2 separate regions of the Homo sapiens genome follow, and region 2 is linked to region 1. The links are chromatin contacts, found by Hi-C in ENCODE. All regions are on one chromosome and are shown on one strand. The core of a region is the stretch at or near the end of the contact, and the rest is flanking DNA. Distances in the headings are between cores, read along the strand shown. Region 1 holds the start of KDM8 (lysine demethylase 8). Region 2 holds the start of XPO6 (exportin 6).

The links. Hi-C counts contacts between places; a loop is a spot of excess contacts on that map. Pooled maps may share reads with other maps.
Region 2: a loop to region 1 is called in a map of CD8-positive, alpha-beta T cell, with 11 times the contacts of the local background. The contact joins the promoter of XPO6 here to the promoter of KDM8 in region 1. A Hi-C loop is called at or near these places in 3 of 168 maps with a recorded cell type or tissue (CD8-positive, alpha-beta T cell, dorsolateral prefrontal cortex and naive thymus-derived CD4-positive, alpha-beta T cell) and 13 of 50 pooled maps.

What each region holds. Positions count from the first base shown.
Region 1 is chr16:27,202,100-27,204,799 of GRCh38, reverse strand. KDM8 (lysine demethylase 8) reads right to left here and starts at 1,274. Exons shown (of 8, transcript NM_024773.3): 1 at 1,164-1,274. RefSeq lists an enhancer at 1,070-1,229.
Region 2 is chr16:28,210,593-28,213,292 of GRCh38, reverse strand. XPO6 (exportin 6) reads left to right here and starts at 1,328. Exons shown (of 24, transcript NM_015171.4): 1 at 1,328-1,927. The coding sequence starts at 1,925. RefSeq lists a silencer at 1,091-1,580 and an enhancer at 1,210-2,208.

The DNA of each region.
Region 1 (2,700 bases), core at 25-2,524:
GCCTGTCTCGGCCTCCCAAAGGGCTGGGATTACAGGTGTGAGGCACCGCGCCCAGCCTTAAATTATTTTTAAACATCAACTCCTCTAAAGCACCTCCCTGAGTATTCTTTAAGGTGGCTGGGTGGAATGGCCTCTCCGAGAGCCTCACTGTGATTTGCAGAGGGTCTCAGGGTGGGCACTCTGCAAGCACCATGCTGGTCATGAGAAAGCCTCCCAAAAGGGGCTTCCAGGACAGATCAGCCTACACCTAGCTTTCTGGGAACAGGCGGTCCAGTTCTCTAATCTCCTCAATGTTATTATGGCAGTATTCCACAAAAATTGTGCAAAAACAAGAGCTTCGTAAAACTTCCCAGGAAAGTTTGGAACATTTTCCAGAAAGCTTTAATTCATGGCACAGGGATCCCTTTGGCTCTCTAAGGGGCACACAGTCTTGTGTTTGGGTCGTCCGTGTGGCCCCAACGCCTGCGCACCTCCTGTCCCCGGGCTTGCTCCCGAGTCCTCCTGAGCACGGCGATTCCTACCGTTGCCGGGAAACGCACCGATGCCCATCGTTAAGTCCTACCGAGCTACAAGCACCTTTCCTTAGGGCAGTCACACACCCAGGCCCCAGAGGGTCCCCCGTACCCCGCACTGGCCTTGAGCCCCGAGGCCTCAGACCCCCTTCCCTCCTCAGCGCCTTCCCCGGGGCTGCATTTCTCGCGGCTCATATTTGGGACCTGACGGCGGAATCGTTTCCAGCCTGCCTTGCGGCCCAGGGGCAGCGGCTGGTTGCCTAAAAGCAGCGGACACACATATAGCAGAGTATAAAACCCGCGCAGGCGCACTAGGCCTACACCAACGCGACGCCAAGAACCGCTAAAGCGCACAGCAGCCCGCCGTAAGGGCCTGCCCTCACGCATGCGCAAAACCACTGCCAAGAGACGAGCATACGCACGCGCGGAACCTTTCCCTTTATCCTCCCGCAGGGCAGGCCGGCGACGAGCTAAATTGCATTCTCAGAGCGCATGCGGCAACTCGAGCCACCCTCGGGGTTTTCCAAGGCGCACGCGCGAGGCCGGGCTTGGCTGCTTCACATGACGCCTGCGCGGTCTATGCCTCTGAACCCGGCCTCTCCACTTCTGAGGAACTGGAGCTGACTCCGCTCTCGAGTTGCTCAGACTAACCTCTCTTCAGCTGGGACGGTGTCGAGTCGCCTTTGGGCTGGCGAAGACTCGTTGCGTTTGGTCCGACCACTCGGCTGTGTCCCCTGAGGAGCCAGAGGCTAGCATAGGAGTATCGATCGCTCACCGCTCGTCTGATCACGACGCAGTGCCTGGAGGAGCGCCGAGTGATCGATGCCGTGGCCCCGCCCCACTGCTGTTTAAAAGGCCGGGGGATGGAGAAGACAGAAAGGCTTGGCTGTATCCTCTGGGTCCTTCCACGCTAGTGATACCGCTTTTTCCTCTGCACAGATAACAACTTCGTACAAGGCTGTTTGCATCCACCATTTAATCTCTGCAGCTAGGATTATTAGTTCTCCCTATTTTACAGAGAGCGAAACTGAGGCTCAGTGATTAAAGTGGCCACATACTTGTACTTTTGGAAAGTCAGATCCACAATTACCCACGAGCAAGTGCTGCATCCACAGTCTGTTCGAGTGAGAAGGCAAGTGGCCAGGGGACACACTCCTGCCACCTTTGCTTTGATGCCGAGTGGTGCGTGGTCACTGGGACTTTTGTGTTTTGAGCACACACTCCTGTGGACTCCAAGTATGCACGCCTTTTGCAGCATTGCACAGAGGCATGGAAAGTTATGTTCGTACTGAGCTTGGGGTCTGAGTAGGAAACAGGCTTGCTCAGGATCAGTTCATAGATTAGTGGATTCTAGGTACGGTGCTAAAATACTTTAAAAATATGAGGATCGTAGCTATTGTAATGATCATGCTCATCCCCATTTTAGGGAGTGTATTAGTCCGCTTTCATGCTGCTGATAAAGACATACCCGAGACTGGGCAATTTACAAACAAAAAGGTTTAATGGATTCACAGTTCCACATGGCTGGGGAGGCCTCAAAATCATGGTGGAAGGTGAAAGGCACGTTTTACATGGTGGAAGACGAGATAATGAGAACCAAGTGAAAAGGGAAACCGCTTATAAAACCATCAGATCTCATGAGTCATATTCACTACCAGGAGAACAGTATGAGGGGAACCTCCCCTATCATTCAGTTATCTCCTACTGGGCCCTTCCGCAACACGGAATTATGGGAGCTACAATTCAAGATGAGATTTGGGTGGGGACACAGCCAAACCATATCAGGGAGGGAGCAAGTAAAGCACAGAAAGATCTCCTAACCCACCAGGCTCACTGGGATGCTGGTGTTTGAACTCAGCAGCCACAGGTTTAGAATCCTCATGGTTATGTGCTACACTAAGTTTCCACCCTTGAGTAGTGACAATGTTGAATTTTCCCTGAGTCTTGTGTCCCCGGAAAAAAGTAAAAAGGAATTGCTCTCACCCTTTTGTGTTGTGGAAAAAAGTTTACTGCAAAGAATCACCCCCCACCCCCACAAGAGAATTTAGATAAGACTCCAAGACACCACCCCCATTGTTTACCTGTGAGAGCAGGTAAACAGGACACAGACCCTCCAATTCTCATTCATTGTCTTATAAGTGATTACCTGAACTGCTTGTCCCACTAATCAATCCTTATAAAACGCTGG
Region 2 (2,700 bases), core at 79-2,578, 1.0 Mb before region 1:
GATCACCTGAGGTCGGGAGTTCAAGACCAGCCTGGCCACTATGGTGAAACTCCGTTTCTACTAAAAATAAAAAAAATAGCCGGGCATCATGGTGGGTGCCTGTAGTCCCAGCTACTCGAGAGGCTGAGGCAGGATAATCGTTTGAACCCGGGAGGCGGAAGTTGCAGTGAGCTGAGATTGCACCATTGCACTCCAGCCTGGGCGACAAAGCGAGACTCCGTCTCAAACAACAACAACAACAAACTACACTCTAGTCTGGGCGACAGAGCAAGACCCTGTCTTAAAAACAAACAAACAAACAAGGAAACCCCATTTGTAACTGCCACTAATTGGACTATACTTCTGGTGGGCCATCTTCAAGCTTCGGGCTTGAATAAACCCTATACTTAAATACTATTTTCTCAATCTCGTTATTTAAGGTTGACAAGGGCCATTGGGTTACATAGATTTGCTCCAATCTATGTAGTAGGCACACCCGCGGGCTCAACCTCAGCTGTTTGGGATAGTTTCCTGACTGTTTCTTAAAATTAGCACTTTCAGCCTGGCTGGATGACTCATACCTGTAATCCCAGCACTTTGGAAGGCTGAGGCAGGAAAGCTGCTTGAGCCCAGGAGTTCCAGACCAGCCCAAGCATCAAAAGGAGGCCTCACCTCTGCAAAAAATAAAAAAATTTAGCTGGGCATGGTGGCGCACCAGGAGGTTGAGGCTGCAGTGAGCCATGATTGTGTTACCGCACTCCAGCCTGGGCAACAGAGCAAGAACCTGTCCCCAAAAATAAAACAAAATAAAGATGAGCACTTTCACGAGTAAAGTGGATTGGAGGATGGGAACAGGAATCCAACACATTCTCTGCCTCTCTCAGCACCTTGGCTATCGAAGTTACGTTTATCTCCCCTGTCCTAGCATCCACAGCAGGGCCTGGAATATAGTCGGGCAAGAGTGTGTGGACTGCATGAATGTAAGCTCCATAGGGCCGCGTGTCGTCACGCTGCCAGCTCGATGCTCCGCCCGTAAAAGGCACTCACTAAAATTTTAGCGGAATGAATGGGCGAAAAAAGCGAAAGGGAAACCACGCCTTTACTAAAATGGCAGCCCGGGCTCCCTTTACCAAGATGGCTGCCGGCCCGCGTGGACGCACGGGCGGTGGGCGCAGGGGGCGGGGCAAGAGAGGGCGTGGTAAGAAGGCGGGGCCAGTGGGAGCCGTCAGGTGCAGCCCCGCCCTCCGCCCTCCGCCCGCTCCCCCCGCTCGCCCCGCTCGATTCCGGATTGGTCCGGTTCCAGCGCCGCAGCCCGGCGGCCGCGCTGTGGGGCCGCCCGGCGCTCGCCACTTCCGGCGCGTTGGGGCTGTTGGTCGGGGGCGGCCGCGCGGTACTAGCGGGCGGCTCCAGGGCGGGCGCGCGCAAGGATGCTCTAGGGGGCGGCGGCAGTGGCCGTGTGGGTTGAGGCTGCGAGGACAGCGCGGGCCCCCGGGCCTCTCCCCTGAGCCGGCCGCCTGGGCCGCGCGGTCGAGGCCTGTCAGCCTCCGCCCGTTCAGCCTCGGGGCCGGGGCCGCCGCCACCTCTGCCCGCGGAGGCCGGGGAGCCCCTGCCTGGGCCCGCAGCCTCCCCCGCGGGGGTCGGGCCCGGGCGGGGGTCCCGAGCAGCTGCCCTCCTCGCCGGCATCCGAGCCTCATTTCCTGCTTTTTCAGTTTCCTTGGGGAGGGGCGGGTGGGTCTGGATGAATTGTCTCGGGGTCCCCCGATGAGGCGACCCGGGCGGCCCTGCCCTTTTTAGAGGGTCCCCTCGGGGCCCGGTGGGGAAGGGGTTGTCTTTGCATGGGTGGGGGACTTCCCGAGTCTGCCGGGACCATGACCTGAACTGTGCGAGCGGGACGTGTCCGAAGCCCAAGAACCAGCTCATCTGAGCCGCCCCCTCCCCGGCCAGCATGGTAAGTGGAATTGGAGCCCCCTTCCCTCCTGGGGTGCCCTACCGGAAGGGTGGGAATGGGCCCCGGGGCTGCTGAGCCATCGCTGCTCTCCCCATGGCGGGGAGAGGCGCGTGCGGAGCCTGGCCGGTGACACATGCGTGCAGAGTGTGCAGCCCCGGCCCTGCGCTCCCATCCCCCCAGGGATGATGGCTCAGGCCTGGGAGGGCCCTGGGAGCGCAGCAGGCACAACCCTTGCATCTGGTGTTTGCCTCCTGCAGCTCCTCCGGATAATAACTATCGTTTATTGAGGGCTTACTACTTGCCAAGGCCCTGCGCGAAGTGATTGACAGTGCAGTAGTATTTAATGATCACACCAGCCCTCTGTTCGGAAGTGGGGAGACTGAGGCACGGAGCAATTAATTCCCCAGCTCAAGGTCAAGCGACTTTTTAACAGTGTTAAGATTTGAACCTAGGCATCTGACTTTGAACCTAGGCATCTCTAATACACTTAGAGAGCTGGGTGATTGTAGGAGAAACATCTCATCTAGCTGTAGGTTTATATATGAGGAAACAGAGCGATTTACAGAGGTCACTTGCACAGGTGATGGCAAAGTCAGGAATGGTCGTGATCTTTTGACACTGAGGCTGCTATTCTACATGCTCTGATCTCTGCTGAAGCTACCTTCCACGTTTTCTAGACCGATACTTTCAATACTCCCCTAAATGTGTGTACTCACATCTCTTTGTGTATCCACATCTCCACGTTTTCTAGACCGATACTTTCAATACTCCCC